Regions from separate parts of the Homo sapiens genome. Here regions 2 and 3 are each linked to region 1. The links are chromatin contacts, found by Hi-C or POLR2A ChIA-PET in ENCODE. All regions are on one chromosome and are shown on one strand. Each heading gives the region's core, a stretch centred on a gene start or an enhancer-like site at or near the end of the contact. The rest is flanking DNA. Distances are from core to core; before and after follow the strand shown. Region 1 has its middle 340 kb from the start of LINC00693. Region 2 overlaps LINC00693 (long intergenic non-protein coding RNA 693). Region 3 has its middle 110 kb from the start of RBMS3-AS3.

Region 1 (3,732 bases), core at 132-2,631:
TTTAAGTTATTTATCCATAGTGATTCAGAGCAAAAGCTTTATAGCACTGTACCTCATATTACTAGAGAGTAGAAAGATTTATTTTGAATATACAAGAATCTGCCATTCCATTCCACTTTTTCCCTTTTCCAACCCAGAATCAGATACCTTGAAAATTCCCTTTTATACTTTTCTTTTTTCCCCTACCAGCTACACATAAAAAACAAAACAAAACAAAAAAGGAAAACAAAAAATAAATTTCTGTAATCATTTCTTCTACCCATCCTATTAACAAGTTTTAGTCCTAAACATTTAGGACTGCTTCCAAAAGTTAAGTGGTTTTTTTTTTTTTTAATGTTCTACTTAGTTGAGGCTAAACTGTGCCATGTCCCAAACCATCATCCTTACAGTGTTCTTAAAATGTCTCCAAGTCTCACTTAAAACAATCAATCAACTGGGACCATTCATTGGAGTCCACAGTGGGTAGATCCCTGACCTAGTTCCCATGGAGAGTAACCAAAGAAAAGGAAGACTGCCAGCTCACTGAAACACAAAGAGACATAAGAACACATTCAGAGGGATACATGGAGCAGGGATGAATTAATCGAACGTTAGGGGGTCAACCAGCTTATCTGTTGTATTTCTATAGGACATTGACTACCATAGCTGAGTGTATTATTAAAACTTTTTCAATGCAAATATTATAAAAGGCATTCTGCAGTGAGAGCAGATTCCCTGACTTTGTATTCATCCTGTCCATGCAGGATTAGTCATTGATTTCAGCAACAAGGAGCACATACAGTATCTTTACCTGCTGCTGATTGCCTCACTTTCGTTCACCGCACAGACCATAGGAGGCAGCGACGTCACATAGTGGGATATGTTAATCCAACCAAGTCTCTAAATACACAGCCAAGCTTATTGAGACAGAGCTGTGACGTTCCTGGAACAATTTTTTAATCCTGTTTTGTTTATATGAGTGAATTTGCTTTCCTCGTGGATAAATCCTTTGAGAGCAACTCTCATTGGATGCCCTATTGGAAAGGGGCCAGCTTTGGTATCTAAATCCTTAGTTCTTTATTAGTTTGGGAACCATAAAAAATACTTTAGACAATGAAAACTTCTCTCTTTTTCCTCTCCATCTCTCTCCCTGCTTTTCTCCTTCAAGTATATGCACAATCATACTATTCCTCAATTAAAATGGAGTTTGGCGTAAATAAATAACTTCTAAAATCATAGAATGGGAAAAGTCCTCTCTATCCTAGAATTCTAGGGAGAATAATTATAAAAAAAATACTTTAGTACATGAGTACTCTGAATTTCAACTGAAATGTCTTTAGCTAGAAGTCCCATGCATGTTCAGAGAGACGATTATCTGCTTGGATATAGGGCTTGGCAGAAATCACTTTTCAGTTCAGACATGGGATGGCGACAGAGTCTCATTAGGCTAATTTTATTTACAGGGCAGCCTGGTTTCCTGTGCTGTGAGCTGGGTGCTTATTCAGCTGCCTTGGCTTCGGTGGGCTTGCCGCACAGCGTATTTTTGTTTCCGAACTATTTTGGCCCTGGAAGGATGTCTGGCCTCGTTTCACTTTCGGAACTCTGATGAAAGCCACAGAAGTTTCCAGGGAGCCTGAGCAGGCTACTTGTGGGGCCCTTCCTCCTACAGCGTAAATGGCTACTGGAGGGTGACTTATGATCTGGGAAGAGCCCCTGTATCTGGAGACTTTCACCTTTGCAGAGGAAAGAAATTCTCGCTATAGGTGGCATTGACCTCCCTGTTCTGCATCTTCAAGGCAGGACTTAAATCCCGGAGGGCCTTCGATCTGCTACTTTACTTATTAGTATGGGTAGATGTGGGGTCTTATTATACCCTCCTCTGCCAACGCAGGATACTGCGTGTTAGTACTTATTACAGAGGGTGTGAGAAAAACGGAACAAGAATCTCAATTTGACTTTGAGGGTGCTATTATTGTTTTTGCTCCACGTGTTCATTCAAATACTAATATACTCACACATTAACAGGGTACCTACACACATATTCTCTCATGTATGCATCACAACACATGGCTGAAGGAGGGAGAGATGGTGATGATATATGCCTATTTTAAAGAAGGCTCAGAGGGGCCAAGTAATTTATGCAGGTCACACAGCTCAGAGTGCTAGAGCTGGAGTTTAAACAGAAGTCTGACAAATGATCATTGATTACCTTTTTTGTGACTCAGAGAAATGGTCTTAGCCAAAATTAATATGTTTGTTATGTTAATCTTCAGAAATTATTAGTCACAATAAACATTGTTCACATTTTGAAAACAATTATAGAATCGCATTTGCTCAGATCACAAGATGATACTGATAATTGCCGAGAAATCAAATCATAACTAAATTTAAGTTTACATGTTAACAAGGAAAATTAAACATCCTTTCAAAATGTTTGCAGCAGATAAAGTTATATTTTATGTTAGGTGTAGCTGCATTGAATATGCTGTAAATGAAAGGGATTGAGTTCTGCTAACATAAAAGTCGGGGGGCTTACAAGCGTTGGTTGGTTCTGAAAGCTGATGCATTTTCACTTTAGGACTGTGCAAATGTACTTATTTATGCATATATAGCCATGAAGTGTAACCAGGGCTAGTCCCAAACTAACTCAGACCATCAGCTCCCTTTACCAAGCCCATGCTATCTCTGAGTGTATTAAGGGCTTTGCTTATGTTATGTTGTAATTACTCATCACTAACAAATAGCTTGTAAGGTACCATTTGCCTGATGAAGACATGCAGAACCAGAAAGTAAGACATTATTTTAGAAACAGAGAAATGACTTGGAGCGTAGGCCTAACTCAAAAGCCCATGCTTGTCACCTAAATCTCCCAGAGATAGAGCCCCAGGCATTTAGCAAGATCTCTTGCTCCTAAAAGCTGCCTCCATGTGCCTTCCAACCCTAGAGCTTCTTAAGTATTGCAATTACCGGGAAGTAAGGGAGATCAGAACCTTCTACTCTCATTCCACATTCCTAAAGTTGACAAACTCAGATTGCAATTGAAATGTATTTGAAATGTCAGATGTTTAAATTTGTTTTAGTGCAAGTTTGATGAAATAAGAACTTTAAACAATTATATATATCTTTCAGGACAGAAAATAGAAAAGAAAAAGAAAGTATTTGCTTCAGTGGCTTGCTAAAGGCTTCTCTTATCTTGAAAGACCTGGGTAATTGCCTCAATTTTCCACTTCTCTTTTCATGTCCAGATAGGGCCTCATTTTTTTTGAGAGTTTTTTCTACCAACTGGTTCCACTATATTTGAAGTTTTCAATTGTCTCAAGTAGAATGTAATAAGGTCTTTTTCTTAGGTACCTCTTGTAAAAGTATTTTAGAAGATTATTAGAATATGTATACTTGAGTTGGCAGTGTTAGCAAATATTCACATCCCTTCAATGGCAGTAGCTTTGTGGGATGATAGAAATTGTGCAGTAAGTTGGGACTATAATCAGCCATTAACATTAAACATCAGGTATAAATGTCATTCTTCTGTTTCACCTCCACCTCTAAAAAAAAAAAAAATTACGTTGCATTTTGAACTAAATCCTTCCCAACTGTGAGTTTAAAATGTTAATGATCTAAAATTTTCTTAGATACTCAAAATGAAGTTTTTATTTTTCTAGATTTTTAAGGTTGAAAAATCAAAACAAGATATTTTAGAATCAATTTCTTCAGCAGCTGAAATTGTTTTTTGTAACATTTTGCTCAAAAACAATT
Region 2 (3,870 bases), core at 1,071-3,570, 250 kb before region 1:
AGATTCATCTAGTCTGGAATGTCTTCCATTCCACAGATAAAAGCCCCAGAGATATCACGTGGCTTATACAAGCTTCCACAGAATATTAGAGATAGACTAGAGTGCCCTTTATTTCCTACACAGGTTTGTGTATTGGAAGAGTACCTAAACATACTGTCACCAAAACAGGATCATTTCCCTCATCCCTCCTCAAGGACCTTATTCTGTCAGTTACCTCGTCTTTTCTGTATCTTCTATTGCTTCCTCTCCACTGTCCTTTCAAATTATTATTAATAGAATACTCAGGACTTAAATATTGTAATAAGGACATTGCCATCACCTATTTCATCTAGACATAATGTCATGCTTCTTCCCTTCCCTTCATTGCCCACAGTGGCACACGACTCACTATTTTACTCCCTCAAGTTCCATTCTAAATTCAGCTCTTCTAAAACTGTTCCAGCTGGGGTCGCAGACAAATCCATGGGACGATATGTAGTCTTCGTCTGTCCCAATTTTTGTGTAGCATGAAAACTCTTGACACCACACACTACAAACTACATTTCATGGGAGGCTCTTTTTCTCTTGTTTTTGAACCATGATCCTATTTTACTTCTCTTCCTACCTTCTGTTAAGTCTCTCTCCCACATTATTCCTTCTCTGCCTATCTTGTGTTTTCCCAGGTTTCATACTTAGAAGCTCTCCTTAGCAATCTTGTACTTTGTTGTGGATTCCAAGACTGTCTACTGAACTGAAGAATGTCTCTGAATGTAGCAGAAGTAATACTCACCAGCTCTCCCTCTGAATTACTCCTCTATTTGACTCTTCATCATCCTCTTCTTCATTCTCATGACATTTCAATACCTAATATATACTGAACACTTGTTATCAAGCAGGTTCAGTGCTGAGAGCTTTTGAAAGTAGAAGAGCACTTTTAAAAGATTGAAAATTATTTTCAACTTTAAAAAATCAAAAAAAATTTACCAAGTAAATACGTTCAGGTAAGCAGCATCCACATCAGAAAATAACATTGCCAGCATTTTAGGGGCTTCTTTAATGCTTTAATGCTCCCTTCCTGGTTACTAACCCTCTACCCAGTGATAATCATCCGGACTTTTTTTTTCAAGATGGAGTTTTGCTCTTACTGCCCAGGCTGGAGTGCAATGGCATGTTCTCGGCTCACTGCAACCTCCGCCTCCCAGGTTCGAGCAATTCTCATGCCTCAGCCTCCCAAATAGCTGGGATTACAGGTGCCCGCCATCACGCCCAGCTAATTTTTTGTATTTTTAGTAGAGACAGGGTTTCATCATGTTGATTAGACTGGTCTCAAACTCCTGACCTCAGGTGATCCACCCGCCTCAGCCTCCCAAAGTGCTGGGATTACAGGCATGAGCCACCGTGCCTGGCCAGTCATCCAGACTTTTTAACATTTATTAGTTTAGCCTGTGTCTGTGTGTTATTTAAATGGAGTCATACAATATGTAGTATTTGGTATCTGGCCTCTTTGCTCAATTTTATGTCTGTAAGATTTGTCTATCTTTTTATGTGTAGTTGTTGATTGCTCATGCCCATTACTGTGTAGTGTCCCATTGTATGAATAACTACAATTTATGTATCTATTTTTCTGTTGCTGGAAATGTTGCTTATTTTTAGTTTATTATTATCACAAGCAGGACTATTAGGAAATTTTCATATATATATATATATGTACCATTCAGCACCCATAATACACGTTTCTATTGCGTATAATCTTAAGAGTGAAACTGCTAGGTCATAGAACATACATATGTTCAAAAATTGTACTCTCAGTTTATATTCGCACTACCAGTATATGAGAGTTCTTGTCCATGTAGCATATATTCTAATTTTCAAAATGGTTCTGTGACATAGTTACAGTTTTATTGTCGTTTTTCATTTTAATAAAATCCGAGTCTTAGACAAGATAAAAGACCAATGTCATGTACTATTAGTTTATACCCCAATGCAGTCTGACCCCAGAGCCTGTATAGTTTAGTAAAGTGTCCAAGGGAGAGAATACAGTCGTGAGTTCTTAGTTTCCCTTTCTGGTTGGGTCAGTGAAGTCCCTTCCTCACCCCTCTTTTCTGTTTATCTCTACAGACAGAAACTAAAAACAATGGCTACAGGCCGCTAAAAGCCTAAAACAAAACAAAACAGAACAACAACAACAAAATAAGTTGGCTTAGACAAGCTTGCAAACCACTATCCTTTCTTATGCCTCTAGGTTAAGGATGTTATCATATACAGGTGTCCTCTACTTGGTAACTTTCACAGCTCATTTCCATAAAGCCAAATGCCAGCCCAGTGTATGTCACCTCCTACTGTGGCCAACAGATGGCGCTAATGGTGGTTTGAAACTTGTCACTTGGGGCTTTTGAGCACATGAGCTCAGACATAGCCTCTTAGAACTAGTCTTTCTCTATAATGGTCTGAGCTGACCTGAGAGCCAGAAACTTTAGGATCATTTCTCTCTCCCACCCCACCTAGTTAAATCCCAAATCCCATTCATCTTAATCAGAAATAATTCCTGAATATGTACCCCTCTCCATTCTCTCCTTCCTCTGTGTGTGCTCTCCTCCTGTCCCTTTTTTTAGCACTCATCACAGGTGGCTATTTATGTATCTGCATTGCCCTGCTATGCTGTGAACTCCTCAGGGCAGAGACTGGGTCATATTCATTCTGTGTCCCCGGTGTCTGACAGTGCCTGGCACAAAGAAGGTGCTCACGTTGGGGACTGAATAAAGTTCCCCTGGCAGAAACCCAAAAGGTTCAAAATGACTGTTCTTTCCTGTAGTCACAGAAGCTCACAGGGCATTTGACTTGCCCTGTATGCTCTGAATGGTCTGGTATCGTACTCTGACCTATGGGAGATCAGGGCTTATTATCACACAGGCTTCTGGCCAACAGTGTGGCTTATTTGTACATTCCATCTCTCTTCTTCCAGAAGATGAAAGACAGGACATGATACAAGCTACGAGATCATTTTTTTAAAGAAAAATGGGTGGTTGTCATAGCATTTCTGGTGTCAGACTGCAGATATGATCAAGCTGTCCATTTACCCTGGTTCAAATTGAATTGCTGGTAATTAAGAATGGGGAATGGGGTTAGGTCCATCTGAGATCAGACAGCAGAACCATTAAGGACAGATAAATCCCTTTATGAGAAATAAAGAGACTCCTGGTTATTAGACTGTATGTTTGTGGGCTAGGTGTTTGTTTTTAATCACAAAGTTTTGTACACTTGGAAGAGGTTAGGTAAAAACATTAAGCAGATTAACATTTTACAAATATTTTCTTTCCCTGACCGTCCTTTTCTACCTCCTTCCCACAGTTACAACTTTTCAATGTTAGTGCTGATATTCTCTCTCTCTAGTATATCACTGTGTTGGGTTAGGAGCCAGACTGCTTGGGTTCAGCTCTTGGTGCCACCCCTCCTATTTATGTGATCTTGGGCAAATTAACCTCTCTGAGCCCCAGATTTCTCATTAGTAAAGTGAGTTTACTATTATAATATTACCTTCCTCATAGGGGTGTAATGGGGATTAAATGAGTTTTAATACATCTAAAACTCTTAGAATAGTGCCAGCCCATATTAAGTGCACTTGGTAAATATTGGCTTTTTTTTTTAAATCACACCAGACATAGCTGTTTTATGAAAGCATTTCCACAGTAACCATGAGCAAGTTCATTTATTATTATGTTTCATGTTGTGGTAGCTTGTATTATTAGGGTGAAAAATGGCCAAATGTAAATGAACTTATATTTAAACTATTTTTTTCTCACCAATTTTGCTGGATAATTTCTATACTCGTTACATAATATGAGCAGAATCCTATACTCTCTACACATGCCACCATAATTTCTTATGTTTATA
Region 3 (3,315 bases), core at 726-3,225, 250 kb after region 1:
ATGGTTGTACTCCCAGCTTCTACACAGTATCTGGCCCGCTGCCAGCCCCATTAAATGTTTAATGAATGAATAGGTTTTTTTGTGGACCATCGTGTACCAGACATGGTATTAGGTGCAGAGATAAGATTATTAACTCCTGCCCTAGCATCACTTATGGTCTAGCATTGACATTTCTCTTAAAACAGATAAACTAGCTTACCTCTTGATGTTAAACTATTAAAAGACTTGTAAGAATCGTTTTCAATGTATCGTCATTTTTATAGGCTAATTTCATTTTGGGGAATCAGCCCATTTCAGTCGCAGTTACTCTGGGGCTGTGGGACTGTCCTCCAGGGATGTTCTGTATGACTTTATCTTCCACACACTCACGCAGGAGCACTAGTGTGCTTGGGTTCATTGAATGTGCACTGAGCCAGAAATGAGCTGTAGAGTAACTTTTAGGAGGGAAAAGGAAAATGAGTATTAGAATCAATTACTCAAATGTAAAGAAATTAGCCTATGCTACTTTTTTTTTCATTTAGAAAGAGAGGAAGGAAGGAACAAAGAAAGAAATGGAGGATGGAAGAGAGTGATGGAAGGAAGGAGGGAGGGAGGAAAATTGAGAGAGAGGAAGGGGGGGAAGGGAAGGAAGTAGAAAAGGAGAGGAGACAAGGCTTTCACAAATTTCTGTCCGTAAACAAGGTTATATGTTTATATTGTTTTAAGAATAAAAAATAATAGTAGCTTTTAAATTCAATAATAGTTATTAACATCATGTAATGAGTACAAGAAACTCTATTATATGCTTTATTAACTTATTTAATCCCAATGACAATCTTAGAAGGTGGGTTCTATTATTAGTCCAATTCTACAGATAAAGAAAGGGAGGCACAGGAAGGGTACAGGAGTTTATCAAAATTAGAGAGCTGGGGGTAAGCAGCATTATGCTGATCACAGCAGTCAGCCCCCAGAACCTGCGCTCTGAACAACTTTTCTCTACTGTTCTCTTTTTCAACATGCTTTTATGGAATATTATCTATGTACCAGATACTTTCACATACCTCATTTTATTTTAACTTCCACAGTAACCCAATGAGCCAGGGATTTTCAGATGAGGGGAGGGTGCAGAGTTTTGGAGTGACTTACTCAGGATCATTAAGTAGAAATGGGCATGGTTAAAATTCGTGTCTAGGCTTTAAGTCTAACACCTACCTATCCTTTCCCAGCTAAAGCAACTGGCAGAATTTGAAATTGCCTCTCCATTCACATTCATGCCAGAAACCCTTGTTCTAATCTCTGAAGAACTCTGAGTCGTTGTAATAATTAGTATTTAATAGTAGACAGAGCTTCTTCTTATTGTGTCCTAATAGAGGTTTCCTAGTCACTGAGTGGCAATTCCCAATTTTTAGGAGACAGTATATGAGGAGTCAAAGCAGATCAGGAGATTCCCTGGTCCTAGCAGATGTAAGTAGGAGGGGTCACCTGGTATAACCTTGCTGGTCTAGGGACAGTCTTCAGTGGGAGCTCTGGAAGCACAGCATGGCTGGCAAGAGCCCTAAAACATGTCTTCTAGAGCACAAAAAATGTTCTATCACATTCCACCCTTTGAAGTTTTGAAGCTTGACAATAACAATAAAATTAAGTGCCAGAAAGCACCATGTTTTATGATTATTTGATAAAAAGGGCCTCTGATAAGCAAAGCTCACTCAGATACTTTATGTTTACAAGTCATAAAACAAGTGATGTTGGAAAAATAAAGACAATCCCCATGTCAAGGGAGTAACAATAACAATAACAAAAAAGCCTGACTTTCCTCAGAGAAGCAAATCTACGGAGACCAAGCTAGAGACTCATCTTTGAGGAATGTTACAAAAGATAATGTCAAAGAAGAGAAGATATATTTTCTCTTCCTCCGGGGTGACAGGGTATGAGAAGAACTTAAAAGTTTCTACCCATTTCCTTGTGCAGCCTCCTTCCTTTTGAATGCCATGATTTAGATCCCTTTATAAGGATTTATTTGAAAGAAGCTTCTTATACCATAAGGGCAGTTTGTCTCTCTCTTTTTTAGGCCTTTGTAAATGAACAAAGTAACCACTTGTCCCACACAGGGTGCAAAGAGAGGTTTGGTATGGGTTTTACTGTCCATTCAGGCTCTGTATTCAGCAAGTTGTAAGTGAAATCTTTAGAAACCACATAGTGGGAATCCTTTGCTTGGGGCACGGGGTGGGGAGGTAACTTTGAAAAACCTATTGAAACTCTGAGAGCTGTTGGGTAGAAACTGTTCTTTTTAGACTTCCTCACAGGCAGTACGGGAAATAAACACACACAGGAAGTCGTTTAGCCTCTCCGTGAACTTTATGTTGACATTTGCTTACCAAAAAGTCCATTGTGGGTACTTAAAAAAAAATGCATGCACATGTGTGTGTATCAGTACACACACACACACAACACACAACACACACATATACACACACGTATGTAAACATTTTTTAATTCTCCCAAATCATGATGTTCATAATGAATACTGCTAAAATAAAACCAACAATGGGGAAAAAAAAACACAAAAAATATAGGTGTAGAAACCTATAACACTATGTTTTTGGAGTAGAAGCTACATATACATGATATATTTCTAAACAAATATTTAAGAATCTGCTGCATGGCCTTTCTCACATATTCTTTGCAGTGTTTTATAATAACTTCTTGACTTACAATGTCATTATTTATGTATAATGTTTGGTTCAGGCTTTTTATCTTTACTTATGTGATTATGGCTTTAGAACTGAAACGACGTTAAAATCTTCAATGGAGGGTCACTGAATCCTTAATGTGAAGTGGAAATGCTGATTTGAAAGCCAAAGATGAAGGACAATAAATGCATTTTACAGTGGAAAATGAAAAGACATAAACAAAAGGGAAGATTACCAGTGTCTAAAAAGTAACCACTGGCGGGGCGCGGTGCACTTTGGGAGGCCGAGGTGGGCGGATCACCAGGTCAGGAGATCGAGACCATCCTGGTTAACACGGTGAAACCCTGTCTCTACTAAAAGTACAAAAAATTAGCCGGGCGTGGTGGCAGGCACCTGTAGTCCCAGCTACTTGGGAGGCTGAGGCAGGAGAATGGCATGAACCTGGGAGGCAGAGCTTGCATTGAGTCGAGATAGCGCCGCTGGACTCCAGCCTGGGCAGCAGAGCAAGACTCCATCTCAAAAAAAAAAAAAAAAAAAGTAACCATTTGGTTGTTAGGAATATAAATTATTCAAGCTAGCGAAGACAAAGCGGGAGTCACTGGAATGATACACAGGATTCCTATGAAACATGTGACACATCTTATCA

The links. A loop is a pair of places that touch in the nucleus more often than their neighbours do. ChIA-PET counts read pairs that join two places held with the same protein, here RNA polymerase II (POLR2A). Pooled maps may share reads with other maps.
Region 2: a map of endothelial cell of umbilical vein shows a loop between it and region 1 (4-fold over the local background). The contact joins two enhancer-like sites. A Hi-C loop is called at or near these places in 2 of 168 maps with a recorded cell type or tissue (endothelial cell of umbilical vein and posterior cingulate gyrus) and 7 of 50 pooled maps.
Region 3: a pooled map shows a loop between it and region 1 (2.9-fold over the local background). The contact joins two enhancer-like sites. A Hi-C loop is called at or near these places in 1 of 168 maps with a recorded cell type or tissue (IMR-90), 5 of 37 single-sample maps with no recorded cell type and 12 of 50 pooled maps. POLR2A ChIA-PET finds 5 or more read pairs at or near these places in 1 of 52 experiments (OCI-LY7).

What each region holds. Positions count from the first base shown.
Region 1 is chr3:28,915,415-28,919,146 of GRCh38, forward strand. No RefSeq gene overlaps it. Among named protein-coding and RNA genes, the nearest start is that of LINC00693, 340 kb to the left of the region's middle. Within about 2 kb of position 1,382, at least 19 of the 41 ENCODE cell types and tissues checked have a DNase peak (open chromatin) inside an H3K27ac peak, as active enhancers do.
Region 2 is chr3:28,665,516-28,669,385 of GRCh38, forward strand. All of the region lies in intron 2 of LINC00693 (long intergenic non-protein coding RNA 693), which reads left to right. Among named protein-coding and RNA genes, the nearest start is that of LINC00693, 92 kb to the left of the region's middle. RefSeq lists a silencer at 2,257-2,416. Within about 2 kb of position 2,321, at least 5 of the 41 ENCODE cell types and tissues checked have a DNase peak (open chromatin) inside an H3K27ac peak, as active enhancers do.
Region 3 is chr3:29,169,601-29,172,915 of GRCh38, forward strand. No RefSeq gene overlaps it. Among named protein-coding and RNA genes, the nearest start is that of RBMS3-AS3, 110 kb to the right of the region's middle. Within about 2 kb of position 1,976, at least 2 of the 41 ENCODE cell types and tissues checked have a DNase peak (open chromatin) inside an H3K27ac peak, as active enhancers do.